2 separate regions of the Homo sapiens genome follow, and region 2 is linked to region 1. A link is an interaction called in ENCODE POLR2A ChIA-PET data of the cell type or tissue named here. Cell type or tissue: B cell. All regions are shown on one strand. Links, peaks and the distances in the headings refer to the core of each region. The heading gives the core; the rest is flanking DNA.

What was found. Peaks named below come from ENCODE experiments on the same cell type or tissue, not always from the same donor. Only the 100,000 strongest peaks of a DNase experiment are listed, where the experiment ranks them.
Region 2: POLR2A ChIA-PET joins it to region 1 with 11 read pairs; 4 of 35 experiments call an interaction of 5 or more read pairs at or near these places.

Annotation. Positions count from the first base shown.
Region 1 is chr1:51,482,569-51,497,949 of GRCh38, reverse strand. The region is part of intron 1 of EPS15 (epidermal growth factor receptor pathway substrate 15); the gene reads left to right. Among named protein-coding and RNA genes, the nearest start is that of EPS15-AS1, 28 kb to the left of the region's middle. In B cell, for the core only: no CTCF peak of the experiment used is centred there; DNase peaks (open chromatin) are centred at 6,259, 7,209 and 9,323; H3K4me3 peaks cover 2,130 bases; H3K27ac peaks cover 4,270 bases.
Region 2 is chr1:51,596,143-51,611,523 of GRCh38, reverse strand. It overlaps LOC105378719 (a long non-coding RNA gene), which reads left to right. Exons shown (of 3, transcript XR_947339.4): 3 at 456-541. It also overlaps a transcript of OSBPL9 not described here. Among named protein-coding and RNA genes, the nearest start is that of OSBPL9, 13 kb to the left of the region's middle. RefSeq lists a silencer at 3,208-3,390. In B cell, for the core only: no CTCF peak of the experiment used is centred there; no DNase peak of the experiment used is centred there.

The DNA.
Region 1 (15,381 bases), core at 4,191-12,190:
GCTGGAGTGCAGTGGCACAATCTCGCCTCACTGCAACCTCTGCCTCCTGCGTTCAAGCGATTCTCCTGTCTCAGCCTCCCAAGTAGCTGGGACTACAGGCGCGCACCACCATGCCCAGCGAATTTTTGTATTTTTAGTAGAGATGGTGTTTCACCATGTTGGCCAGGACGGTCTCCATCTGTTGACCTCGTGATCCGCCCGCCTTGACCTCCCAAAGTGCTGGAATTACAGGCATGAGCCACGGTACCTCACACTAAAATTTTAAGTGGCTGATTTAAGTGATATTTTTCGCTGCTGCCAGAGGACTGTTGCAAAGATATGTGTGATTTAACGAATATTTATATGTCATGATACTTCTAAGATGCGTGAATTGGGTGTGGGCCTATTCAAGCTGCCTTGCTTGGCTGATTAATGAGTATTTCTCACCCTTTGTTGTATGCTTATAAATAAAATGTGCATCATAGTCACCATATCCATGTATCATTTCGAGGGCATTAGGTCATATTGAGCTTTTTCTTTGCATTTGTCATGATTAACTTTTTTGTGACTTTGGACAAGTTATCTTTTTCCTTGTAAGTTTATCTCATCTGAGAAGGGGATTTTCCCCTCAATTTTAGTATAACCCTGTTTTATTTTTCTGCTTCTTAAAATGGATGAGAATGACAAAAGAAATTTGCTAGCTGACTGGTTAGAGGAGTTAGTTGTGATGGCAGTCATCATTGCTCTGTATGTATGTACTTGGTAGTACATAGAAATATTCATCAAATGATTACTTCAGTTGAGTTGCATTTGTAGAACTACATGAAGTTGAATTTTAACTTAAATTTGAACTCCTAAGTGTCTTCTAAAAAATATTCTATATGTAACATTGAATAGCTTTTTTCTGTATGCAGAATGCAGAAGATTTCTTGTTATTCAGTTACTCATTTCATTCTTTCATTTTTGTTCACTTATAAAATATTTATTATCTTCTATGTGTCAAGCACCATTCAGGGTACAGGGCACTGAAAAAAATTCTAGAACTCAGAATCGAAGTGTCCACTGTCATATGTCACATAGTAGACATTAGATAGTAGTAATTGTTAAACTCTTGGAGAACATTGTAGAATTTTAAAAGCTAAATGAGAAGTTGATATGTTATCCAGTGACTGTTACTCAAGTTCTGACTATAATGGAGTGAATTTTAAAAATTAACAGTTTAAAAAAATAGAAAAAAGGAAATGTAACAGAAAACTGCAGTATTTTAAAATATTTCTTTATACTGAAGAGATCAGTGTTAGAAGTGAGGCCTAAATTATATGAAGCAGCAAGTCTGTCTGATTCTGGGCATAATTGCCGAAAGCAATTCAGAAGAATCTTCAGATTTTGAATGTGAAGAAAGCTTTGACTTAATGTTTGTTTATGATACTAGGGGAAAATGATGAATAAATGTATGCAATTGTAGGTGAATAAAAAGTATGCTTTTAAATTATCTATTCATTTTGGTAATGCTTTTGTTAAATGGAAGGTGGCACTTACAACTAAAGGTTTCTTAGAATTGGGGGAATATGGTATACTTCTCTGAGTGTTATCAAGTTCAAATGTTACAATTCATATGAAAGAGCTTAGTACGATAATGGGGAAAATAATAGTAACATTGATTATAAAGGCAACAAACTTAATGATTAAGAGTGAAAGTCCTGGAATCAGACTTCTTGGATTTTAATCCTGTTACCAACACTTAACTAGGTGTGTAACTTTGAGTCAGTTACTCAGTTAATGTCTTATTTTCCTCATTTGTTAAATGGGTATAATAGTATGTGCCTCAGGTTAAATGGGCTTAATGTGTAAGTGCCTAGACTAGTACTTGGAGTATAGGAAATGCTTAATGAGATTCAATGTATGTTATTTGTTATGAAGCTGTGAAACACTGTGTATATGATTTTAAAATGTGCTATTTAAATTCATACTTTACAGTTTAACTTGCCATTTTAAAAAGCAACATTTGATTACTGATTGAAAAAATTTTTTGGTCTCATTTGTGCAGAGCTTATATTTTTCTCCTTGCCTAAGCTGTTCTTCATTTGTTTGTATAAATATTGGCATGTTTATTTACCTTGGACTAGTCCATGTCACCTTTCACTAATCAAAGCTGTTATTTCTGGGTTATTAATCATCCCACCCAATTGGGTGGCAGCAGTAAACCCTGAGGGCTTGCCATCTCTCCCACTTTATAAGTTATTACTGTCATTATTGTTTAAATAATTAAGGAGAGGTTTTTTTTTTGCCAAATTCTTTGCTGTTTGGAAATAAGGAATGGAACAAGTAATAAATATGCTGAAAATATATGTTTTCTTAGTTCACTTTAAGAAATTGATTTATTTAGGAAATGGTGTTTGTTTTAAATTACACTTGATTTTTTTGAAAAATTTGTATGGGCATATTTCTTAAAATGTTAGGTCTATAGTATAAAAAGAATTAAAACACCAAAGATTTCTATTGATTTATATTCTTTGGTTATTCTTTTATATTTCTTGACTGGTATTCTGTATGGTTCCCAAAACCAGTCAAGAACTGTAAAACTCTTACTCTACATACTTGCCAGCAAAAAAAAAAATAAAAATAAAAATAAATAAAACTCACTTTGTCAGTTTTATCCATTCTCATATCAGAACCTTTTTGTTTGCATGTGACAGGAAACATCAATTCTAACAGTCTTAAGCAGAAAACATTAGTTTATATAAATGGTAGGTCCATTAGTAGACCTGGCTTCTGGTGTGTCAGGGTCACAGTGATGTCACTACTTAGTTTTTCTTTTTTTGTACCTTGGCTCCATTCTAAGGCAAATTATTCTGTTGTAGAACTAAGATGATTATAAAGCTTCAGGCTTGCATACTTTATAATTACAAGTCCAGTGGACCCCTTTCTAATAGGTCCCACTAAGGTTACATTTCTGCCCTGACATAGTTGCTGTGGAGAATGAGTTTAAAAGTAGGTTTGCCAGAAAGAATTGAGGTTACTGATTGTTATGAGTTGAATTGTGTCCCTTCAAAATTTGCCAGTACTGGAGAATGTGACCTTACTTGGATATAACATTGATGCAGATATAATTAGCTAAGGTTATATGAAGTAGAGTGGGGCACAGATCCAGTATGACTGGCATCCTTATAAAAAGGGAAATTTGAACGCAGACATACAGGGAGAATGGCATGGGAAGATTGGAGGTAGGCTGCCACAAGCCAAAGAACTACCAAGAGTAGGAGAGAGGCCTGGAACAGATCCTTCCCTAATGCCTTCTGGCTTCCAGATTGTGAGACAGTAAGTTTCTGTTCTGAGCCATCTAGTTTATGGTACTTTGTTATGGCCCTTGTGAACTGATACAGTGATCATGAATTTATAATAGTGGTCTACCTTGTTGAGTGACTTTCTCAGCTGCAGCATCAAAGAAAAGTTTTTAGATGGTTTCATTCAGGTTTGGGATTTTGCTATATTGGTGTCATAAGACAAGAGGAGCAAGGGAATTTAGGTTATTGGCAGGAGAATTATTGAAATGATGAATTGTAGAATCTAAACTGAATAAGGTGGAAGAGAAAGTAAAATAGAGAGGGCCTGAGGGATCAAAGTCTATTGGGCCCATGGATAAGAGGTTTTATAGAGGTCAAAGGATTATAATCTGGAAGAAGAGGTTGTGGTTGGAGGACAAGGTGCTTGAAATAGTGATTAAGGAGGTGGAGCACTTTTGGTTGAAGATAGAAGGGCAAGGAAGGATTTTACTATGGGACAAGGAGGGTGACTGGGACATAATATATGTGTTCACTGTTGATCCTGTGTTTTGGAGAGGTTCTTGAAGTTAAAGAGATCAAGGAAGTAAGAAGCCAGGCTGTGGATGGGTTGTGCAAATTGATAATTGAAATTACTAAATTTGATGTAGGGTTGGGGTAGAGAAGATGACAGTGAGCCATCAAAGCCTTAGGTAAATGAGGTAGAGACCAGGAGCTTGAAAGTTAACATGAAAAGGAAGAGGAGAGAGTAATTTAGTTGAAAGTTAAGAGCCTCAGCTGGGCACCGTGGCTCATGCCTGTAATCCCAGCACTTTGGGAGGCCGAGGCTGGTGGATCACCTGAGGTCAGGAGTTCATGACCAGCCTGGCCAACATAGTAAAACCCCGTCTCTACTAAAAAAAATACAAAAATTAGCCAGGCGTGACGCCTGTAATCCCAGCTACTCGGGAGGCTGAGGCAGGAGAATCGCTTGAACCCAGAAGGCGGAGGTTGCAGTGAGCCGAGATCGTGCCATTGCACTCCAGCCTGGGCGACAGAGGGAGACTCTGTCCTCCCATCCACCCCCCAAAAAAAGAAAGTTAAGAGCCTCAAAAGAATAGAGCTTTATTTTTATTTATTTATTTATTTATTTATTTATTTATTTATTTATTTATTTATTTAATTTGAGACTGAGTCTTGCTCTGTCGCCCAGGCTGGAGTGCAGTGGTGCGATCTCGGCTCACTGCAAGCTCCGCCTCCTGAGTTCATGCCATTCTCCTGCCTCAGCCTCCAGAGTAGCTGGGACTACAGGCGCCCACCACCACGCCTGGCTAATTTTTATTTTTTTGGAGGATGGAGTCTCGCTCTGTCATCCAGGCTGGAGTGCAGTGGCGCGATCTTGGCTCACTGCAAGCTCCGCCTCCCGGGTTCACGCCATTCTCCTGCCTCAGCCTCCCGAGTAGCTGGGACTACAGGCGCCCACCACCACGTCTGGCTAATTTTTTGTATTTTTAGTAGAGATGGGGTTTCACCATGTTAGCCAGGATGGTTTCAATCTCCTGACCTCATGATTCGCCCGCCTTGGCCTCCCAAAGTGCTGGGATTACAGGCGTGAGCCACTGTGCCTGGCCTTTTTTTTGTATTTTTAGTAGAGACGGGGTTTCACTGTGTTAGGCAGGATGGTCTCGAACTCCTGATCTTGTGATCCGCCCGCCTTGGCCTCCCAAAGTGCTGGGATTACAGGCGTGAGCCACCGCGCCCGGCTGTTGTTTTTGTTTTTTAAAACAAGAAGTTAAATAGTGTAATGTGGACAAGCTGCTGGTGAGCAAAGAGGAGTTTATTCACATTTCTAAAACCTGAGATAGGCAGGTCGTTAAAACCTGACAGCTGCCATTTGAGGGGCTACAAAGGAGGTGAGAGGATTTTTATAAATTCGTATATTAGTCATTCATGCTTAAAGATCATGCTTCTTCCACTGATCTGTTTTTTTTGTTTGTTTGTTTGTTTTTTTGGCCTACCTAGAATGATGTATATAGGGCTCACTAAGTCTTCTGATGAAAGACCCAAGCTATACTTTGCTTTCATTCTGTCTCTATGTCACCTAGATTTTTGATCAAATTGAGTTGTATTCAATTAAAAACTGGCCCATTACTGGTTTGAGTTGGTGATATGGTCTTTACATCCATCGTTTTTCAGTAGTATTTTCTGTACTATCTCTTTGAAATTCTTTTGTCTATTCTAAAGTCCCTTTCTTCTTTCATTTTTGAAAGAAGTGAATCTCCAGAGCAAATATATTTTTTTATCTGGATTTTGAAAACTTTCTTTAGAATACTGTATTTACAGTATTCCTAGGTCTTTGCCTGCTAAGTCAATTTGTAATGTTTTGTTATGGAACAAACATGAGATGTTAGCGTGTTTGCAGAAGGTAGCATTACAATTTTTACTAGAATTTAAGCCCTTGAAGGCAGGAGCCCTATCTGATTATTTTAACTCCAGACACCTTAACCTATTGTCTTGTACCTAGAAAGCATCCAGTTTATGTCTATTAAATTATTAAATGAGGGCCAGGCACAGCGGCTCATGCCTGTAATCTCAGCACTTTGGGAGGCCGAGGCAGGTGGATCACTTAAATCCAGGAGTTTGAGACCAGCCTAGGCAACATGGTGAAAACCCATCTCTACAAAAAATACAAAAATTAGCTGGGTGTGGTCCCATCTGCTTAGGAGGCTGAGGGAAGAATCACTTGAGCCCCGGAGGTGGAGGCTGCGGTGAGTGGAGATTGTGCCACTGCACTCCAGCCTGGGCAACAGACTGGGCAACACTCTGTCTCAAAAAAAAAAAAAAAAAAAAATTAAATGAGTTGGGAATTACAGAGCTGAGGAATATGTGCACTGTGCATTCTGTAAGGGAACTGCTCAAGTGGCTGCTTGTGTTTCCTTGACTCCCCACCCTCTCCAGTTCTAAAGGTGAGGACTGCCCAGGTGATTTGCCTTTCTCTGCCCCACCACGCCCTCCACCCTAGCTTTAGAGTTGTTCTCCTTTCTCAAATTTCTCTTATTACTAGCTTCTGTAATAAGCAAACAGCTTCCGGTTTCTATTTTCCTTGTCACTTTGGATTGCTGTTAATCACTATTGCTCCTTACTATTTTTCATTCTTCTGTTTACTCTTAGTTTTCATCCTGTTTTCTTTTACATTGTAAAATATACAAGCCTTTTCTAGATATGGATAGCCTATCAAAAGCTTCTAAATGTTCTGTCTTGCAAACTATAAACCTATGTGTATAAAAACATAGACTCTTGGTGTATTCATTTAGTACTTTGGCCTTAGGAGTTGCTATTCTATCTTTAAAGGGTGGTGGTGGTGGTTGAGGTGGGAGTTGAAAGGCTGTGGTGGCTAGTCCCCATTCTGATTTCTCAGCCCTCTTGAAAATGGAGTAATAGAAGGTGGAATTCTAAGTAGTTGAATTTTTATGTGTTAATATGTCAGAAATAATTTTATGGCAAATTACAGAAAATTGTGTGCATTAAGAGACTAAAAAATTTTTTAAAGAGCAAAACTAAAAAGAGTGGTTTATTTGAAGGGATAAAATCTATTCCATTGTCTTCCTTTTACTACCTGGCCCTGATTTGCCATCGCACAGTGTTCTTACTGCCTGATTTGCCACCTTCTCTCTACTTCACATTGGTCTTCAATACTGCCTTTTCATGGGAAGTTGCAAAAAGTAGTACCGAGAGGCTCTATGCACCCTTCATCCAATTTTCCCTAATTGTAACATCTTACATAACTACAGCAATAGCAAAAACAGGAAATTGACATTGGTATAACCCACAGACCTTATTTAAATTTTGCCGGTTTTATAGATACTCATTAGTGTGTTTGCATATATAGTTCTATCCATATGCAGTTTTATTATGTGTGGGTTCATGTAACTGTAAGCGTAATCAAAATAAAGACTTGCTCTGTCACAAAGATCCTTTGTGTTACCCTCTATAATCATACCCACTCCCCTCTCCATTTTATTAATTTATTTACTGACGACTCCCTAGTATCTGACCTTGTGATTAACTGAGAAAAGATTGGCATTATGTTTTAGAGGTTGTCTCTTTATTTTACTTTCACTTCTGTTTTTTTTTTTTTTTTTTTTTGAGATGGAGTCTCGCACTGTTGCCCAGGCGGGAGTGCAATGGCATGATCTCGGCTCACTGCAACCTCTGCCTCCCGGGTTCAAGCGATTCTCCTGCCTCAGCCTCCCGAGTAGCTGGGATTACAGGCACCCGCCACCACGCCCAGCTAATTTTTTGTATTTTTAGTAGAGATGGGGTTTCACCATGATGGTCAGGCTGGTCTTGAACTCCTGACCTCGTGATTTGCCCGCTTTGGCCGCCCAGAGTGCTGGGATTATAGGTGTGAGCCACCATGCCTGGCCTTCCACATTGTACTGTAACCATTTATAATAAGACTAAATCATTTAAAATTTCAGTTTATTTTGTGTGTTAGAGAATCTTGTACTCTCAAAGTCATGTACTCTAATATCTCCTCCCACATAACCCTCCCCTAAAAATGACACCAGAAATTCCATATGAGACAATTCTTGACATTTAATTATTAACCTATAAATTTCCTTAGTAACTGGGATCTTTTTTATTACTACTTGATACACTTTGGTGTTGATTTACTTATGTGTTAACATTTGCTAGATTATGCTGCACTAAGAAACAAGCCAAAATATGAGTAGCTTACAATAAGAAGGGTTTATTTGTTTTTCACGTTATAGGCTTCCTAGGAATCAGCTATGGTTCTGCTCTGTGATTCTTTCTCATTTGAGGATCCGGGCTGGAGGAGCAGTCCCTATTTGTGACATATTGTTCTCTTGGTAGAGAGAAAACAGTAAGACCTGTCAGAAACACACAATAGCTGTTGAAGCTTCTACTTGGAACTGGAACTTTCTCCCAGATTCAGTGGCCAAAACAAGTTATATGGCCAAACCCACCCTTGGAACACCCACGGAGAGACACCACAAGTCACATGGCAACAGGCAGGGATATTAATACTACTCTTAAAGAGAGAGAGGCTATATACTCTGTGTATACAAGAGGGAAACAGACGACTGGGAATTATAATACCACCTAAACACCTTAAGATGCTGTACTAGTCACCTGAGGCCAGGAGTTTGAGACCAGCCTGCAAAACATGGTGAAACCCTGTCTCTACTAAAAATAAAATAGTCTGGCGTGGTGGTGTGCACCTGTAGTCCCAGCTACTTGGGAGGCTAAGGCTGGAGAATTGCTGGAACCCGGGAGGCGGAGATTGCAGTGAGCCGAGATCACGTGATTGCACTCTAACCTGGGTGACGGAGGGAGACGCCATCTCCAAAAAAAAAAAAATACATACATACATACATACATATATATATATATATATATGGTATACTAGGCTATACTTTGTAAAAATTTTTTTCTTAGTAAAGTTTATTATATTTACATTTCTATAGCTATATATGTAATTATAATAACATATTTTTTCCTTAACAAAAATAGCAGTTCCTCCTTTTGTTTTGTTTTTTTTTTTTACATTAGTTAGGATATTGGTTTAAACCAAAATCACAAATTTCAAGTAACAAGTAACAATCCAAGTGGGGTAGGTGGTGTAGAGTGCTGTAGGAGCTTCATGATGGTGTCAGGGACTCAGGCTTTTTTTCTCGTGTTGCTGTATTTTTCCCATGTTTTCCGTCGCAATCCAAGATAGCTTCTCTAGATTCTGTCACTATATCTGTATTCTAGCCAGCTATGAGAAGGGTTAGGAGTCAGAAGGCATTTCCTTTCTCTTTAGATGCACATCCTCGGAGTTGGACACATTTCTTTTATCATTCCATTGATGAATAACTGAAATTGCAAGAGAGGTTGGGAAATGTAGGTTTTAGCTAGGTGTGTGTATGTAAAGCTTAGGGGTACTATTACTAAAGAAAGGAGGAGAGGCTGGGTGTAGTGGCTCATGCCTATAATTCCAGCTACTTGGGAAGATTGTTTAAGCTCAGAGGTTTGAGGCAGCAGTGTGATTGTATCACTGCACTTCAGCCAGGACTGAGTGGGATCCTGTCTCAAAACCAACCAGATCAGGAAACAGGCTTTTCAAGGAGGTAAAATAAGCTACTAAAGATCATACCTAAGAAGTAGTAGAATGGGCTTTGAATACCTTTCTGATACAAAGTCTGAGTTTTTTTTTTTTTTTTTTTTTTTTACAAAACTTTATTGGCTTTCTAGCATCTCTTGTTTACAGGTACTTTACATTTTTCAGACTAGTAAGAAATAGCAATGGACTCTTTCAAAAGAATTCTGACATTTATGAATATTTAACTTTGTGACAGCTGGTAAGAATTTATGATATAGGTAATGAATATATAATTGCTTTTAAATTGTAATAACAGAATTGTAAAAGGTCAGATTTTGATTTTGACAGTTGGAGTTAAAGTTTTCCTTTAGAAATTAATTTGATTGTTAAAAATTCATATGCAGTTTTATATACTGATCACATTTGGGGATTTTTATATTTTTCTCTAGATTGAAAATAGCCTTATTGTTTCATTCTTATTATATAATTAGGATGTGTTTATTCTCAGAGTTTCCAGAGACTGCAGAGTAGTATGAAGAAGAATGTAAAAATCATTTATGATCTTGCTATCCAGAGATAATCATTGTTACCATTTAATAAGCTATGCCTTTCAATTTTTTCCTCTGTTCATTCATTATATGTGATTTTTTTTTCCCTGCCTAAAAAGTGATCATGTTCATAGTCCGACAATAACAACAAAAGCCAATTTTACTGAGACACACCAGAAACACTCTTTGATCATCTTGCTTGATGAGTGACTTGGCACTTTGGATGGCTTTTTCCATTCTCACTTAGCTGTATCACATTAGTGTAGTTATCAGCACAGGGTGTACTTTAGAACACTTTGGTGAGCTAATATCTTCTCCTATGTGTTTAGGTAGTAACCAATGAACCTGTAATGTGAGGATTATTAAGGCACAGGTTGGAGATCAGGATTTCTTACTGTGTATGAGGTTTTTTTTCCCTGTATTCAAAAAATCCAATTAAAATTAACTTTTTATTATTGAGGGAACATATTTAATTTGCTGTCTTTGGCAAAGTATTTATACTGTTGTCATAACTAAGTAGATGACTATATAATTTTTCATTCAAACTGGTACATTTTTGAGAATGAAAGGGGGTACTACAAATATTTAAAATTCTATATATTTTTGGAATATTTACTTTTTTCAACCATTAAAATAGTTTTTATTGCATTAGTAGATCAATAAAATAGCTCCATTTAAAGTCTGTTTTCAAAAACAATTTCTAAAACATTTTGTTGTACATTATAACAAAGTTTTTAACATGGACTTCAGTTGAATATTTAAAAACAAACTATTTTTGGTAATAAATATTTTTATCAGTTTCTCGGTCAAATCTGTCACTAATACTGTGTCACTGATACTTTTCTGAATATGATTTTCCATCTGGTTTTACTAGTTTTAATTTTTTCATAAAATTGCAGTATTTTGCAGAGTTACATTTTATACTTGTGGTTGTTAACTTCTACAGTTGATGCTTCACTATAACCAATAATGTTTTTAGTTGCTAACATACTTTATATGTGCTGCTGTCCCCAGTTAGCTCAGGAAAAATTTTGCTAGATGGAGAATATTCTTAATTCTAATTTTTTTCTTATTGAAAATTATAGGCTGGGCGCAGTGGCTTATGCCTGTAATCCCAGCATTTTCGGAGGCCGAGGCAGATGGATCACCTGAGGTCAGGAGTTCAAGACTAGCCTGGCCAACGTGATGAAGCCCCCGTCTCTACTAAAAATACACACACACACACACAAAAATTAGCCAGGTGTGGTGGCGGGAGGCTGAGGGAGGAGAATCACTTGACCCTGGGAGGCAGAGGTTGCAGTGAGTGGAGATCATGCCACTGTACTCCAGCCTGGGTAACAAGAGCAAAACTCTGTCTCAAAAAAGAAAAAAAAGAAAAGAAAATTATAAATATATCAGTCTCAGTATTTTCACAGGCAGTGTCCTTTTGCCTGTATTAAAGGTAATCTCTGTTTTTACTTTTCATTTTTTATAGAGACAGGATCTCCCTATATTGTCCAATCTAGTCACAAGGTACTGTCTTTGATACAAATAAGTTGTCCCTATTTATGATTATTTTATATGTTCCACCAGATTTAAGTGTTGCAAAATTGTAGGCCTTCTCTAATTTTTTTTTTTTTTTTTTTTTTGAGATGCAGTCTCGCTCTTGTAGCCCAGGCTGGAGTGCAATGGCACAGTCTCAGCTCACTGCAACCTCTGCCTCCTGGCTTAAAGCAATTCTGCTGCCTCAGCCTTCCTAGTAGCTGGGATTACAGGTGCCCGCCACCATGTCCAGCTATTTTTTTTTTTTTGTATTTTTAGTAGAGACGAGGTGTTGCCATATTGGCCAGGCTGGTCTCGAACTCCTGACCTCAGGTGATCCACCCGCCTTGGCCTCCCAAAGTGTTGAGATTACAGGCATGAGCCACTGTGCCTGGCCTGTAATTTTCTTTCACCTACTTAAAAATAGAAAGACTCGACTGCGCATGGTGGCTCACACCTGTAATCCCAGCACTTTGGGAGGCTGAGGTGGGTGGATCACCTGAGGTCAGTAGTTCAAGACCAACCTGGCCAACATGGCGAAACCCCATCTCTACTAAAAATACAAAAATTAGCTGGATGTGGTGGCGGGCACCTGTAATCCCAGCTACTTGGGAGGCTGAGGCATGAGAATCGCTTGAACCTGGGAGGCAGAGGTTGCAGTGGGCCAAGATAGTGCCATTGCACTCCACCCTGGGCGACAAGAGCGAACTCCATCTCAAAAAAAAGACCCTCGATGGAACTTCTAAAATTCATTCCAAAATATAATGATAAAATTTCAAAATGAAATCTCGTGTACTATTTGAACTCTCATTTAATTTGTTCGGTTCTTCCTTGCTTTTGAAGGATATATTTCAGTGTCTTGGCAAACTTTGTTGATAATAATTGGTATTTGCTAAAAGCTTCAAAAGCTGAAGGTTTTCTGGAGCTTTATTCATTAAACTTGTTTTTGTTTGTTTGTTTGTTTTTTTAAGGAGATGATGTCTCACTGTGTTGCCCAGGTTGGTCATGAATTCCTGGGCTCAAGTGATCCTCCCATCCCAGCCTCCCAAATAGCTGGGACTACAGGTGTGCGCCATCATGCCCAGCTCACTAAACTTTACTTTTGATTAAAGGTTTCCAACTGATTTTGAACAGTATGCAACCAATTTCTAGAGGACTTATTTTTAAAAAGACTCACTATTGAGACATTGATTGGATTTATAAAGTAGTTTTTTGAAAGTACTAGCCTCGGAAGTCCGATGACAGGTTGCAAGGAGAATACACATATTGCTCTGTTGCACTATTTTATTGTATTCAGTATCAGTCTTATCCTTAAAAATTTAACAGTGGGAATATGAAAACATTTATAAATGTTGACGTTTGAAGCTGACTCATTAATAGTGATGTCACTAGAGCTCCATGATAAATAGAAACTGCCTCAGTGGTTCTCTGCAAATTGTCTGCCCATCTATTTTCTGGAGAAATGAAAATTTAGAGCTTAGTTTTTATTGGATACAGTGATGTCTTTATAGCTCATTGCTCCTGAAAAGGCTTATGAAATAATAAAATGGTTACCAAACAACAAAATAAATAAACAGTTGTAGACTTGTACAATACAATAAATGACAAAACCATCTAAGAGTTTTCATACTATTGACTTTGCACATACTTCATTTGCACCCAACCTGCAATTTCCCACTGACATAGCCAGCTGGTGGCCTAGTGTGTCTTGTGGTCACTGTACATGCCACTGCACTGCCTGGCATACCAGGTAACCAACAGGAGCACCAGTGTCAAATATTTCTCCTAATATTTTGCAAGACCATACAGAGTTAATTGCCCATGGTTGCTTAAGTCTGAGGATACTTTTCAGTAAGTCTATGCACTCCCCTTGCAAAGAAGTTGTTTTGTTGAATCTGTAAAGAATCAGAACAAGAAAGATGGAATTATCACTAGTTCTCTTCCAGATTTCATCACTTGTTTATGTGGTGAAAGCACTTATAGACTACTAGTTGATAACTTGGCCAGAAACTAGATATACACAGTAGAGATACAAAATCCATTCTGGTTTTAGTGTATTTTGATATAATGATTGATAATAGTTTTTTTAAAATTTAAAATTTAATTTAATTTTTTATTTAAAAAATTTTTTTAAATGGAGACAAGATCTCGCTGTGTTGCCTAGATTGGTCTCAAACTCCTGGTTTCAAGCAGTCCTCCTGCCTCGGCCTCCCAAAGTGCTGAGATTACAGGCGCGAGCGACTACACCTGGCCCAATAATAGTTTCTTTTTAAAAATGGGAAATCGGAGACATATGTTAAGCTGAATGGGATGCTGGGACAATGACGGTAAATCAAGATTTTCCTGGGCATACCAGGGCATATGGGAAGCAACACAGAGCTGGGAGCAGGACACCTAAGTCCTGACTCTGACTTTTTTTTGAGAGACAGGGTCTCACTCTGTTGCCCAGGCTAGAGTGCAGTGGCACAATCACAGGTCACTGTAGCTTTGACCTCCGTGGCTCAACCAATCCTCCTGCCTCAGCCTCCTGAGTAGCTGACACTATAGATGCATGCCACTATGCCCGGCTAATTTTTGCATTTTTGGTGGAGATGGTGTTTCTCTACATTGCCCAGGCTGATCTCAAACTCTTAGATTGAAGCAATCCTCCCCCAATAGCTTCCCAAATCCCCTCCTGGGATTACAGGCATGAACCACCACATCCGTCTGACTCTGCCTTTTTTTTTTTTAGGTGGAGTCTTGCTCTTTTGCTAGGCTGGAGTGCAGTGGCGTGATTTCAGCTCACTGCAACCTCCACCTCCCGGGTTCAAGCAATTCCCCTGCCTCAGCCTTCCACGTAGCTGGGATTATAGGCATGCACCACCCTGTCCAGCTAATTTTTTGTATTTTTGTAGAGACGGGCTTTCACCATGTTGGCCAAGATGGTCTTGATCTCCTGACCTCGTGATCCGCCCACCTTGGCCTCCCAAAGTGCTGGGATTACAGGCACATGCCACCGTGCCTGGCTGACTCTGCCTTTTAAAGGCCTGGAGAGGTAACCTCTCTGAGACTGGATGTATTAGGGTTCTCCAGAAAAACTGAACCAGTATGAGACACACACACACACACACACACACACACACACACACACACACTTGCAGTCTTGAGTTCGAATATATATATCTGTGTGTATGTCATACCTGTGATAAAGTTTAATTTATAAATTAGGCACAGTAAGATTAACAACAAAACTAATAGTGAAATAGTACAATTATAACAATATGCTGTAATAAAATTTATGTGAATGTGGTTTCTCTCTCTCTCAACATATCTTATTGTATTATACTCATCCTTTTTGTGATCTGTCAGCCTGATAACTGAGTCGGCTACTAAGTGACTAATGGGCAGGTACCATATACAGAGTAGATGCCCTGGACAAAGGGATTCACGTCCTGGGTGGGATGGCATGAGATTTCATCATGCTACTTGGAATGGTTTACAATTTAAAAGTTATGAAATGTTTATTTCTGGAATTTTTCATTTAATACTCTGACGGCGAGCAACTGAGGGTAACTAAAACTGTGGAAAGTGAAACTGTGGATAAGGGGAAACTACTGTGTGTGTGTGTACACATTTTATGTATTTTTAAAATTATGCTTTCCTTCCCCCTCACCCACTTAATAAGTCCTGTCAAATCTATGTTACAAACTTTTTTTCAAGCCATACCCTTCTCTTCTGCCATTGTCAATGTTCAGCCCCTCAACCAGACCATTAAAATTACTTCCTAAGGCCGGGTGTGGTGGCTCATGCTTGTAATCCCAGCACTTTGGGAAGCCACAACGGGTGGATCACTTGAGATCAGGAGTTCGAGACCAGCCTAGACAACATGGCGAAACCCCATCTCTACTAAAAATACAAAAATTAGCCAGGCATGGTGGTGCACGCCTGTAATGCTGCTACTTGGGAGGCTGAGGCAGGAGAATCA
Region 2 (15,381 bases), core at 3,363-11,362, 110 kb before region 1:
CATTCTGTTGTTGTTGGTTTGCTGTCTTCTCTTCCTAAACTTCACACCAACTGCTTTTTGTTATTGCTGTTATTGTTGTCATGTTTCTTAATTGGTATTTGTCGAGCATCAAATAAAACAACATTCCTACAGTGTTGTTTTATTAAGGAAAAACACAGAAACCTACAAGACATTGACTGTCCTTTGCTGGGTGTAGAGGAAACAAGATCATGCTTATATTTGGTAGAAGCAAAATAAGGCATAGCCTGTTTTGTTCACAGTCCTGTTTTTTTTTTTTTCACCCTTTCCACTAGCTACAGAGCAAGAAAGTGAAACATCAAGTTTAGGAAAAGCTATGATTTTCAGGCAAAAGAGAGTTGAGAAAGGGAGAGAAAATATTTTAGGAGATTTAGGTTCTGTAAGTGTTCTAAGGAAAGAAAAGAGGAATGAACTGATCTTTTGTCTTCTCCTTCCAGTGTCCCCTTGGAGACCCACATCTCAGCTACCTCGGGCTTTAAACATTTTACAAACACCCTCCTTCACAGATGGAAGTGACCTTTCATTCTTTACAGCCCCATCTACACCCTGAACAAACATGTAACAGTGTCTGGGACAACCTATTGCATCTACTCATTGAGTGCCTGGTTCTCCTATCTCTTGGGTTCTTTGAGGACTCAGTCATATGTGCATCCACAAGCTTAGCACAGTGCCTCACGTAGACAACATGGAACACAAAGCCGCAGGCAATCTGCTTAGCAGCAGCAGGCAATCTGAATAAAAGGGTCAGGGAAGGCTAGGGAAGCTGGATTGCCAGAAACCATTTTTACTTACGCTTTGTACTTATTTGGGTTGGCTGAGAGGAGCTCATAGAGATTAGGGAGCTAATTCTCCCAAGCCACTTTCTTGAATAAATGATAGTCAAGGAAAAAGTAGCTTCTCCAGCTAAAATCTCATTGAGGTCAGTGACTTATTCACCTCTCTATCTCCAATATAACAATACTGCCTGGGGCATAGCAGCCCATGTTGAATGTTTGTGAAGATGATCTGAATTAAGGTTAGGAGTTCAAAACCAGCCTGGCCAACAAGGTGAAACCCCGTCTCTACCAAAAATACAAAATTAGCTGGGCATGGTGGTGCACGCCTATAATCCCAGCTACTCAGGAGGCTGAGGCAGGAGAATTGTTGAACCTGGGAGGCAGAGGTTGCAGTGAGCAGAGATTGCGCCACCGCAGTCCAGCCGGGGCAACAGAGCAAGACTCCATCTCAACAACAACAACAACAACAACAACAACAACAACAAATATCAGTTCCTTTTTGAGAGTTTCTTTGGACACCCACACCTGTGCCCACCCCCAGATAGAGCTAATCTTACCTTTACTATGTTCCACAGTGAATTACACATTCTAATTCAGGTAGCAATTATCTCACAGCGTCCTTAATGAGTTCATCCACAGTGTATTGTGACAAGAATATTCTACATTGTAAGATATATGTGTGGGGCCGGGAGTGGTGACTCACACCTGTAATCCCAGCACTTTGGGAGGCCGAGGCAGGCAGATCACGAGGTCAGGAGTTCAAGACCAGCCTGGCCAACATGGTGAAACCCCATCTCTACTAAAGACACAAAAAATTAGCCGGGCGTGGTGGCACATGCCTGTAATCCCAGCTACTCAGGAGACTGAGGCAGGAGAATCGCTTGAACCCAGGAGGTGGAGGTTGTGGTGAGCCGAGATCACGCCACTGCACTCCAGCCTGGGCAACAAGAGCAAAACTCCGTCTAAAAAAAAAAAAAAAAATAGACATTCAGCCGGCAAGTGGATATCCTAATTTGGAGCTCAAGAAATAAACCAGTGCTGGAATTACACATTTGAGTTTTAATCCATAGGCGGTAGCTGGCCAGGAGTGGTGGTTCATGCCTATAATTCCAGCACTTTGGGAGGTTGAGGCATGAGGCAGGAGGATCACTTCAAGCCAGGAGTTTGAGACCAGCCTGGGCAACATAGCCAGACCCTGTCTCTACCAAAAAAAAAAAAAAAAGCCAGGCATGGTGGCACATACCTGTAGTTCCAACTACTCAGGAAGCTGAAATTGGAGGAGCTCTTGAGCCCAGGTGGTTGAGGCTGCAGTGAGCCTTGATGGTGCCACTGCACTCCAACCTGGGCGACAGAGTGACACCCTATCTCTAAAAAAAAAAAAAAAAAAGGAGAGAGAAGGTAGCTGAAGGCATAGGAAGCATTGAGATCAGGGAATGTGGATAGAGTGTATGGTTCAGGATGGAACCCTAGAGGACAGCAAAATTTAAAGAAGAGGAAAAAGAAGAGAAACCAGGAAAAAAGATTAAGAATCAATAATTAGAATGGGGAAAAATGAGAGAGGCTTGAGAAAGCTAAGGCCTACGGAAAATACTTCAAGATCAAATGCAGGAAATTAAGAGGCATTCTCCTTGGTGAACTCTATTTCTATATGAATTAGGTCATTAACAGATAGGAAGGGGGAAGGGGAGGTCATAGAATTAGACAGTGAACTTTAAGAAGGTGATGAAGTGTAAAAGGCAAGAGGGAAGGGCTCTGTGAAGTGAAAAAAAAAGGGATGGAAGTAGCAATAAGGGTCCCTCTGAGTTTAAACATACAAACTATTGGTAGCACTGGCTTATCTTGTTTTGAATGGTTGAGGGATTTTTTTTTTCCCCCAGCAATTCTCAGCAGCCTGTGTCTAGGAACACAGGAGGTGCATCACTGGAATTATCCAAGGTGAGAGAGATTTATAAGGTAGGTGGAGGAAGGAAGAAGTTGAGAGTAGCTGGTTAGCCTATATGTTAGAGTAGGTAGTTAGGCGGACAAGAGCAGGGCAGGAAAGCCCCCCCCCCCAATCCAGGAATGTCAGGTGACCATCAGATGATGGTCAGGAGATTGTTAAACTATCTCTCTAAAATAATCATTGAAGGCCAGTTGTGGTGGCTCATGCCTGTAATCCTAGCATTTTGGGAGGCTGAGGTGGGTGGATCACTCCTTGAGGTCAGGAGTTTCAGACCAGCCAGGCCAACATGGTGAAACCCTTTCTCTACTAAAAATAAAAAAAAAAAAAATTAGCTGGGCATGGTGGCACACTCCTGTAATCCCAGCTACTGGGGAGGCTGAGGCAAGAGAATCACTTGAACCCAGGAGTCAGAGCTTGCAGTGAGCTGAGATTGCACCACTGCACTCTAGTCTGGGTGACAGAGTGAGACTCCGTCTCAAAAAATAATTAATTAAATAAAATAATAATTGGTCGCAGCTGGTGCCAGGGAAAGGCAGTCTCCCAACAGACAGAAGACACTTGAGGCTGATGATCAGCAGCTTCCTGAGAAGATCTCAGGAGTTGGATGAGTGGGCTCAAGCATGCACACTAAGAGGCAAAATGGTGGAGTTTAACTTGTATATGACCTTCCTCTAGGAACACTAGACTGGTAAGGGAAAAACGCCTTAAATGAGCATATGCACAACTTCAGTAAATACAGTGTATGCGGCCCGCCCAAGTGCTGGCAGGCCAGTGTGCATGCGGACAGCCTGCCCCAAGGAAAATCAAGAGAGGAGAGATGCAAGTCCTGGAACCATGCCAATGTATAAAACCCCAAGTCAGGGGTCAGATGGGGCACTTGGATTTCTCAAGTCATCCACTTGGCCCTCTTCCAAGTGTACTTCCTTTCGTTCCTCCTCTAAAATTTTTTAATAAACTTTCATTCCTGCTCTAAAACTTCAGTCAGTCTCTCACTGTGCCATATGCCCCTTGGCCAAATTCTTTCCTCCAAGGAGGTGAGAATTGAGCTTGCTGCAAACCCGTATGGATTCACTGCTGCTAACAGATAGACATAGCTGATGAGATCTAGGCTGATTATGGCAGGAAAGGAGAATAGATTAGGAGGAAGAAGCCAAGAGATTGAATTGGATCTCCTTTGAGGTTAAAGAGAGACTTAGTGGGAATAAGAGAGCTGGGAGGATGGAAAGTTGTGTGCATATATACACACACAGTATGATTCCAATTTTATAAAAAATATACCTATCTACCCAGAAGATTACATAGATATACTACAGAAAAACATCTGTAGGCCAAGTGTGGTGGCTCACGCCTGTAATCCTAGCTCTTTGGGAGGCTGAGCCGGGCAGATCACTTGAGGTCAGGAGTTTGAGATCAGCCTGGCCAACATGGTGAAACCCCATCTCTACTAAAAGTACAAAAATTAGCTGGGTGTGGTGGTGCACACTTGTGATCCCAGCTACTCAGGAGGATGAGGCAGGAGAATCACTTGAATCCAGGAGAGGGAGGTTGCAGTGCTGAGATCGTGCCACTGCACTCCAGCCTCACTGACAGAGCATGACTCTGTCTCAAAAAAAAAAAAAAAAAGAAAAAGAAAAGAAAAGAAAAACATCTGTAGTCAGTTTGTGGGATTATGGTTGGTTTTATGTTTTTTCTTTATACTTTTGTGTTTTCCAAATTTTTTCTTTTTTTCTTTTTTTTTGAGATGGAGTCTCACTCTGTCGCCCAGGCTGGAGTGCAGTGGCGCGATCTCGGCTCACTGCAAGCTCCGCCTCCCGGGTTCACGCCATTCTCCTGCCTCAGCCTCCCGAGTAGCTGGGACTACAGGCGCCCGCCACCATGCCCGGCTAATTTTTTTTGTATTTTTAGGAGAGACCGGGTTTCACCGTGTTAGCCAGGCTAGTCTCGATCTCCTGACCTCGTGATCTGCCCGCCTTGGCCTCCCAAAGTGCTGAGATTACAGGCGTGAGCCACCGCGCCCGGCATGTTTTCCAAATTTTCTACAAGTAACAGACATTGTACTTGTAACTACTTAAAAAGCCATTTTGTAAAGGATAAAAAATATATTTTAAAAAAGTACCACCAGGTAATTATGTCAGCTCTGAATTTGCCAGGCATTTGCCATTTATAATCATGTGCCTGCCTCCTTAAAGAGCTGAAATAAGCAGCATTATTGTTCAAACAGGGACATCCTGTCAGATTGCAACAGCCTTCTGTGCCAACCAGAAGTCTTGCAGAATTCTCATGCCCTCTTCCTCATTCTATATCCACCTAGGTCCCCATAACTTAAAGACAAATCATCACAGCCATAAATTTGCAGTATATTAATTCACTACATTTTTCCAAGCAAGTGGCCTTCAGTAAACAGCAATTCTATGCTGAATCCTGAAGTGCTAAAGATAGTGCTGAAGATACAGAGATCAGTCTTACATAGTTCCTGTCCTCAAGGATCTCAGAGTCTGTGTTGCCACACACGGCAACACATGCCAAGCCAGGGATAAAGGTGCTCTGGGCAAAGAGGGGCGCCTAAACCAGCCTGCACTGGAATCACACAGCCTTTCCTTTCCATGTCCACTGCTACTAACTGGTCTCAAACCTGCACCATTTAATGCTTGGATTGCTACAGTAGCTTGGCGTTATCCACTCCACTATTGCTACCTTAAACCTAGCCTCCACACTGACTGTGAGAGCCGGTCATATTTCTTTCTTTCTTTCCTTTCTTTCCTTCCTTTTCTTTTTTCTTTCTCTCTCTCTCTCTCTCGCTCTCTTTCTTTGTTTCTTTCTTTTGAGACGGAGTCTAGCTCTGTACAGTGGCCTGATCTTGGCTCACTGCAACCTCCACCTCCCAGGTTCAAGCAATTCTCCTGTCTACCCTCCTGAGTAGCTGGGATTACAGGCGCCTGCCACCACGCCCAGCTAATTTTTGTATTTTTAGTGGAGACAGCGTTTCACTATGTTGGCCAGGCTGGTCTCGGACTCCTGACCTTGTGATCCGTCCACCTCAGCCTCCCAAAGTGCTGGGATTACAAGCCTGAGTCACTGTGCCCGGCTGAGAGCCAATCATATTTCTAAGGAAAAGATAAAATTTAATTCCTTACTTCCAGACTTATTTTTTGTGTCATTTATCTTCCCACCTCCAAATATGATACCAGTTCCCTAAATTCATGCCATTATTGATCCTTGGGACATTTCTGCTATTTCTGTCTTCTCTGTGTTGAATGTCTTTACTCCTCTATGTCTGGAAAATACCTACTCATCTTTCAGGACTCCATTAAAGTGTCTGTCATCTCTTCTATGAAGATTTTCTTTTTTATCTTCTTGTTTTTTGGAATGGGGTCTCACTATGTTGCCCAGGCTGGTCTCAAATTCCTGGACTCAAGCTATCCTCCTGCCTCTGCCTCCCTAAGTGCTGGGATTGCAGGTGTGAGCCACTGCTCCTGGCTGATTTTCTTGATTTATCTCTCCAGCTAGTTAGAAATCCCAGTTCCCTTATTTAAATGGCTCTTGTAGCACTTGTAATAATTTCCTGCCTTTATTGGCTTGCACATTTGTCTTGTTCATTAGATTGTAAACGCTTTAAGGACAGGGGAATAATCTTATTCATCTCAGTATCCCAAATACCTAACTCAGGGGTTGGCAAACATTTTCTATAAAATGTCAGATAGTAAAATATTTTAGGCTTTGAGGGCCAGATGTTCTTTATCAGAAACACCCAACTCTGCCATGTAGTAGGGCAAAAGCATAAGTGAATGGGCATGGCTGTGTTCCAATAAAACTTTATTTATAAAAACATGAAGCTAGGCCAGGTGCGGTGGCTCACGCCTGTAATCCCAGCACTTTGGGAGGCTGAGGCGGGTGGATCACCTGAGGTCAGGAGTTCAAGATTAGCCTGACCAACATGTGAAACCCCGTGTCTACTAAAAACAAAAAATCAGCCAGGTGTGGTGGCAGGCGCCTGTAATCCCAGCTACTTGGGAGGCTGAGGCAGGAGAATCACTTGGACCCGGGAGGCCGAGGTTGCAGTGAGCCAAGATCGCACCATTGTACTCCTGCCTGGGAGAAAGAGCGAGACTCCATCTCAAAAACAAACAAAGAAACCATGAAGCTAGCCATATTTGGTCTTCAAAACCAGTTTGCTAATCCCTTTAGTGTATGATGGACTTACAATAAATACCTAATGAATTTTTTTTTTCTTTGAGACAGAGTCTCACTCTGTCACCCAGGCGGGAGTATAATGGTGGGATCTTGGCTTACTGCAACCTCCGCCTCCCGGGTTCAAGTGATTCTCCTGCCTCAGCCTCCCGAGCAGCTGGGATTACAGGCGCCCACCACCATGCCTGGCTGATTTTTGTATTTTTAGTAGAGACGGGGTTTCATCATGTTGGTCAGGCTGGCCTTGCACTCCTGACCTCAGGTGATCCACCCACCTCGGTCTCCCAAAGTGCTGGGATTACAGGCGTGAGCCACCGCACCCAGCCCTAATGAATTTTTTTAAATGTAAAATGAAGTGGTAGAGGCAGTATTTGCGTCCCATTACATTCTGTAGCAGATGCTATTGGTTTCCTGTCCATATTTTCCTGGCATTCACTTCTAGACACTGAAGGCTATTATAGGGAACACACGCAGCTCACTGCCTGAAGATTTTGGTTTTCTTTCTTTCTTTCTGACCAGGGAACATGCTTGGCCTGTGCACAGAGCAAGCTGGGAGTTTCGGAGACTTAATGTTATCAGAACCAATGATGTATAGGGAGTTGAATAATACCCCAATTTTCTCACCCCTCCATTGGGATACCTTGAATGTGCCCTGCACTGTCTCCCAGAGTTCCACAGCATAACTGAGGTCCAATTGCCCACTATGGTAACTAGCTTAATAATGTATACATTATTGACTATCTTCACTTCTGTCTTACTACCCAACTCCTACCCGGGTTTACTGATATCATATCCTAAATAATTTGCCTGCACTCCAACCCAAACCAAGACACATACTTTTTCTACTACATACACCACAGGGCTTAGCCAGAAGACCCCGGCTGAAATGTTTTTATTGCCTATAAAGAGAAATATATTAACTACTAGTATCTCCTAAAATATTGGCGCAGAATAATACAACTACAATAAAAAAAGAAGAGGACTCTTAGAGACCAGAACATAGAATAGGCTCTGCCATAACCCAGCTGTGTGACTTAGGGCAAATCACTTAAACCTATTTAAGATTTTGTCCACTTTCTAGGAAAGAGAGGCAGTATCATGAACCTCACTGGGTTTTTGTGAGGATGAAATAGCATAAGGTACTTAAAATGTCCCATCCAGTTCCCTAAATAGAGCTGTAAGATCGTTTTCTCTCCAAATCTAAAAATCTTGTTCTCAGTTCTCATTCGCTTTGGCCTCAGTAAATTTACTTTATCTGTATACAATACTGTTATTCCTGATACTGTTTTGTGAATTTTTGTTTCACCAGCACATAACTTGTTTTCTTGATTATATTGCTAGTTAACAAAAGCAGGAACTTTATCTTATGCTTATTCATACTTAAGTGAAATCATATATTTGAAAATGGTTTGCAAACTGCAAAGTGTTTTTTTTGTTTTTGTTTTGAGACAGGGTCTCACTCTGTTGCCCAGGCTGGAGTACAGTGGCACGATCATGGCTCACTGCAGCCTCAACCTCCTGAGCTTAAGTGATTCTCCCACTTCAACCACCCTATAACTGGGACTACAGGTGCACGCCATCATGCCCGGCTAATTTTTGTATTTTTTGCCAAGAAAGGGTTTCACCATGTTTCTCAGGCTGACACTGAACTCCTAAGCTCAAGTGATCCTCCTGCCTTGGCCTCCCAAAGTGCTGGGATTGCACGTGTGAGCCACCACCCCAGCCCTAGTGTTTTGTTATTATTTACCTTATTCCATCAACATATTTTGAGCACCCACTGCATGCTAGTCCTTGTGCCAGGCATTAAGGATACAGAAAGAAGTAAGATTTGCTCTCTGATTCAAGAGTTTAGTTGGCTGGGTACAGTAGCTCATGCCTGTAATCCCACCAGTTTGGGAGGCAGAGGCGGGAGAATCCCTTGAGCCCAGGAGTTTGAGACCAACTAGGGCAATATAGTGAGACATCTCCCCGCCCCACTCCTCGTCTCTACAAAAAAAAATTTTTTTTTAATCAGCTGGGTGTGGTGACTTGTGTCTGTAGTCTCAGCTACCAGGGAGGCCGAGGTGGGAGGATCCCTTGAGCCCAGGAGGTCAGGGTTCCAAAGGGCTGTGATTGTGCCACAGCACTCCAGCCTGGGCAACAAAGTAAGACCCAGTCTCAAAAAAAAAAAAAAAAAAAAATTAAAAAAAAATGTTTCATGAACGAGACGGATTATGAAAGTATACGAATAAATTACCATACAGTGAGACATGTGTTAGGGTAGAGGCAGGATGGAAGAATTTTAAGAGCCCTGGCTGGGCGCGGTGGCTCACGCCTGTAATCCCAGCACTTTGGGAGGCCGCGGCGGGCGGATCACGAGGTCAGGAGATCGAGACCACGGTGAAACCCCGTCTCTACTAAAAATACAAAACATTAGCTGGGCACAGTGGTGGGTGCCTGTAGTCCCAGCTACTCGGGAGGCTGAGGCAGGAGAATGGCGTGAACCCAGAAGGCGGAGCTTGCAGTGAGCCGAGATCGCGCCACTGCAGTCCTACCTGGGTGAAAGAGTGAGACTCCGTCTCAAAAAAAAAAAAAAAAAAAAGAACCCCAAGAATGGAACAATTGACTGGCCTGAGGGAGACAGCCAGGCAGACGGGATTCCATTTCCACCTCTGCTGTTGACTAGCAGAGAGATTTTGGCAAAGTTACTTAACCATTTAGACAGCAAGTTCTTGACCTAGGTACTAAGGATAAGAATACCTTCTGCACAAAATTGCCCTGAGGATTAAACAAGATGATAAATGCAAAGGACCCAGCAAAGTGCTTGTACTTAATTGGTGTCCAATACAGGTGCATTTCTTTTCTTTTCTTCTTCCTAGGAAGGTAAGAAGGGCTTTCACAAGGAAAAGTATTTGAGCTGAGCTTACTGACATGAAACCTTTGCCTTCTTACTCAGGGAGAAGAAACTAATGCTTGTAGAGTAGCTACTAGAAACAGGCACTCTCTTTGGGGTTTCCCAGAATGAAGAGGGGAAGAATATTCCATCAAAGAGAACAGTATAGGTAAAGGCAAAAGGCTTGGTAATATTTACTGTGCATCTTCCAGATGTGATGGGACAAGTGAACCCATGGGGGAGATGAAGCTGAAGAGGGAGACCTGAGCAGGATTGGATAACTGCAAAGTTCTTTGCCTCCCAATAGCTAGTGTTTGGAGTTTAAATGTCCAGCTAGCCCTGCAGAACCACAGACAAACTGTCTTTAGACCAAAGTTCTCACTGATCTGCAGGGTTTCAACCCTTAAGTGGAAGTATATCAATTACAAAGATCTAATCTCCTATCTAATTCCCAGGACTACACAGTAATTTCCCAAACATGGGCCTTAGTGCATAATTTATGCACTCACTTTGTAGCTTTGTAATTAAATCTGCAGAGGATTTGGAGCTACAGGGCAATGCTGGTACAACTCCCTGCATATGTAAATATACCAGGCTGGAGTATAGAATTGATGGTTTTGAACACATCCTTTTCCTACCTACACTGCTAATGACAGTGTTACAGCTGCAGTTAAGTGGGATGGATGCACTGAACAAATAAAAAATTAAAAAGCATGCTAACCAACCGATCCACATAATCCTTCCTGATCTGAATTCCTGTGACATTCAGGGTCTGTACCATCCACAACAGCTTTCTGATATCTATTATGTATGTCCTGAACTGTTCCCTGGGAGGTCTCGTGAACTAAATCTGATATTTATCAAGTGTTTACTATACCCTGACACTATGTTAGTAATTTCACATTCATCTTATTGAGTTCTTATTCTGTGCCAAGTGCTCTAGTTACACTGTGGAAAACAAATCGGACTTGGTTTCTGATGTTATGCAACTTCTAAGTACCTCAAGTAATCCTTATAATAACCCTTCAAGACCAAAATTTTACAAAGAGGGAAATGAGAACTAGATGAGGTTAATACTTGGCCCCAAAGCTGACTTACCCATTAGGCACAGTAGGCACAGTGCTTAGGGCCCATAATACTTACAGGAGCCTAAGAAAACATGTTTTAATTTTAATTTCTTTTAAAACCAGAAGAAAAAAAGAACATAATAATAATGAATATATAATAATGAATCCAGCCTGTTTTGTGTTTGTCTTTATGCTGATGCAGTCATAAATATATCTTTAAATGCTTTTTTATGGAAGAAGGGGTCCATAAGGGCAAAAGTGCCTAGAGCCCACAAAAATCATGATATGGCCTCAATGAACTCAGGATCACGCAGTTGGTAAGAGACAGAACAAGGAGGCATACCCTCTAAGCCTGACATCTCTTTCATTAGACATATCTAGAGGATAACTACTGTGCTTTTATATCTCTCTTAGTGCTAGGTTCATAGGGGTAGCTCCATAGTTATTGAATTAAATCACATTGAGTTAACCCAAAGTGCTTTATATAGTGGTGCTACGGTTTGAATGTAAGTGTCCCTCCAAAATTCATATGTTGGAACTTAAAACACCAAGGTGATGGTTTTGAGATGAAATGGGGCCTTTGGGAGGTGATTAAGCCATAAGGGCCCTGCTCTAATAGGCAGGAATAATGCCCTTATAAAAGAAGCTTCAGAGAGCAGCCTGGTCCTTCCATCTATTCTGCCATGTGAAGACACAATGTCCATCCCTTTTTGCCTCCTTCTTCCAGGTGAGGACACAGCAAGAGGCACCACCTTGGAAGCAGACAGCTTTCAGAGAGGAGTTGACACCTTGATCTTGGACGTCCCAGCCTCCAGAACTGTGAGAAATAAATTTCTGTTCTTTATAAATTTCCCAGTCTTAGGTACTTTGTTATAGTAGCACAAATGGACTAAGACAAGTGAATAATTAATAATATATTCTTACAGATTGAATAAAACCCTGTGGATGCTGCAAATATCACATGGATTTTTTTCATCTGAAAAATAGAACTGAAAATAAAGTCTACACATTTTATCAGCTTGTAGAATTTTTGGATCAAAAGATTAAAACAGATATTGTTGCTTACAAATAAAGATGCTTATTTTTTACTACATATTAGACTTATGACAAATCTCTGATCTAAGCATGATATTCTAAAAAGTAATATAAATATGTATATAATAATTTTTTTAAAATTCATCTATTCATTTAACATTCACTGTGCTAGGGACTTAGAATATAAAAACAAAGAAGCCACTGTGCTCACTGCCCTTGAGGAGCACATGGTAAACTCAATCTATCCTTTCACAGAAAATGAACAGACTCCATGGGAATGTAACCAAAATAGTACAAGCGATTCCAGCTTACCAGAATTTAAACATAATACAATTTCTCACAAGGGCTAACACATTATGAACATAACAGTGCTTGTTATAACAGAAGTCATTGGTGTTTTGTTTTTTGTTTTAGAGATGAGGTCTCAGTCTGTCACTGAGCCTGGAGTGCAGTGGTGTAATCATAGCTCACTGCAGCCTCGACCTCCTGGGCTGAAGTGATCTTCCAACCTCATCCTCTTGAGCAGCTAGGACTACAGTCATGCAGCACCATGCTGAGCTAAGTTGCTAGTATTAAAGGAGCATTCCTAATGTTCTAATGTTCATCATGTCACACTTTTTTTTTTTTTTTTTTGAGACAGAGTCTCACCTGTTGCCCAGGCTGGAGTGCAATGGCACGATCTTGGCTCACTGCAACCTCTGTCTCCTGGGTTCAAGTGATTCTCCTGCCTCAGCCTCCTGAGTAGCTGGGATTACAGGGGTGCGCCACCATGCCCGGCTAATTTTTGTATTCTTAATAGAGACTGGGTTTCGCCATGTTGGCCAGGCTGGTCTCGAACTCCTGACCTCAGGTGATCTGCCTGCCTCAGCCTCCCAAAGTGCTAGGATTACAGGCGTGAGCCACCGTGCCCAGCCCATGTCACACTCCTTTTAAAACTGCACCCAACTAGTGCCTAGAGCAGCCATTCCCAACTAGTTGTCGAATTAGCATATGTGTGTGCGCGGGCACACACACACACACACCAGGAGAGATTTGGTAATGTCTGGAGACATTTTTAGTTGTCACAACTGTCAGGGGTTGGGGAGTGCTACTTACATCTGATGAGTCAAAGCCAGAGACACTGCTAAGCATCCTACAATACAGCGGACAGCCCTCTACCCCCACCCCACTACCACCACACACAGAATTATCTGGCCCCAAATGTCAATAGTGCTGATATTGAAAAACTCTGGCCCAGAGGAACTAAATCCAAACTCCTCCAGTTGGCATTCAAGGCCTGGGCCAATTCGGCCCTGTTCCCCCTTTTCTCTTTATCTCCCTCTGCCTTGTTCTCTGGATGCTCCATCTTCCCAGGAACCTTATGTTCCAGCTCTATCAGACCATCACAAAATGAAAGAGTGATTAAGCACTTGGTCTCTGAAGTCAGACAGACCTGGCTGTGTATCTTGACTTTACTACTTGTCAGTTGTATATCCTCCATCTTAGAGACTCAGTTCCTTCTTCTGTAAAATGAGGAAAACAATAGTTGTTTATATTGAGAGAACTCTATGAGGTGATACAAGTAAAGTCATTTCACAATATCTGGTACATCTCTCTGCCTCTGTGCTTTTGCTGTTCTTGCATTTATTAGGGCACCAAAACCAGGCTTCTTTCATCCTAAATTAGTTGCCTAAAGGTCCATGTCCCTAACTGGCCTGAGAATTCCTGGAGAGCAAGGATTGGGTCCTATCTGTTTTTGTTTCCTCAGAACTTGGCATAGCACCCTGCACATAGTAGGTGATTAGTAAATATTAGTTGAATTGCAATTTTGACACTCCCTTTAAGAGAAGACCACCCTGCCAATGGGCAAACAACCTAGAATTCTAAAGGAGGCTCTTATTTTTAGAGCCAGTCATTGTTTTCCTTGCTGCTTCCATTTTCTCTGCCCAACTCTCAGGGCTCGGGTTCTCTTCGTCAGTTCTGGGTACTTGGCATGCATGGTTCTTGGCCAATTGCTCCTCTCTCTTAAAGATCTCATCTAGCTATGTGGCTTAAAATACCACTTATATACCTCCAAATTTATATTTGTAGCCAAGACCTCTTCTGTGGGATTATATTGTGTGTATATATATATGTGTGTGTGTATATATATATATACAATCTATCCTTTGTGTGTGTGTGTATATACACACACACACACACACACACACACACACACACACATATATATATATATACACACATATATTCCATAGGACTCTGATTGATGCAGGTTAATATATTTTAACTGTGTACTTGACATCCCGATTGATTATACACCGACATCCCAACTTAGCACACAGCAGCTAAAGTGACCTTTTAAAAATATAATTCTGATTATGTCACTCCCTTTAAAGGCTTCCCACTACACCAGTTATAAATCCTACCCATGGCTTATATCATGAGAAGTCTTGACTCCATCCTTTCTCCAGCCTCACCTCCTTCCTCACTGTGCTTAAGCCACATTGGCTTTCTTTCTGATGCTCAAATGTGACAAACTCATCCTCCTTCTCAGAGCCTTTGCACTTGTTGCCTCTTCTTGGAACACTTGCCCCAGATGAATACATGGCAACCAAAGTGTCACCTCAAGGAGGACCTCCCTGACCCCCTTTCCTCTCCCAGCATGAAAGCTTTCTCCATCTCTCTCTAAGTCATTGCCTTGTTTTATTGCTTCCTTTATGAGACTCTGTGTCCCCTACTGGAAAGGTAGCTCCATGGGAGCAGGAGACTTGCCAGTCTTGTTCTCCACTGTATCTTCAGTCCTAGCCCAGTGCCTGGCATATAGGAGGACCTTAATAAATAGATATTGGATTTTTTTTTTCTTTTTTGAGATGGAGTCTCGCTCTGTCACCCAGGATGGAGTGCAGTGGCACGATCTCAGCTCACTGCAACCTCCGCCTCCCGGGTTCAAGCAATTCTCCTGCCTCAGCCTCCTGAATAGCTGGGATTACAGGCACATGCCACCATGCCTGGCTAATTTTTGTATTTTTAGTAGGGATGGGGTTTCACCATGTTGGTCAGGCTGGTCTTTTTTTTTTTTTTTTTTTGCGACAAGAGTTTCACTCTTCTCGCCTAGGCTGGAGTGCAGTGGCGTGCTCTCGGCTCGCTGCAACCTCCACCTCCTGGGTTCAAGTGATTCTCCTGCCTCAGCCTCTCAAGTAGCTAGTATTACAGGTGTGATCCACCACACCTGGCTAATTTTGTATTTTTAGTAGAGACGGGGTTTCACCATGTTGGTCAGGCTGGTGTTGTACTCTTCAGGTGGTGATCCATTCACCTCAGCTTCCCAAAGTGCTGGGATTACAGGCATGAGCCACTGTGCCTGGCCTTTTTTTTTTTTTTTTTTTTTGAGACAGCGTCTCACTCTGTTGCCCAGACTGGAGTGCAGTAGCAGAATCTTGGCTTACTGCAACATTTACCTCCCAGGCTCAAGAAATTCTCCTGCTTCAGCCTCCCCAAGTAGCT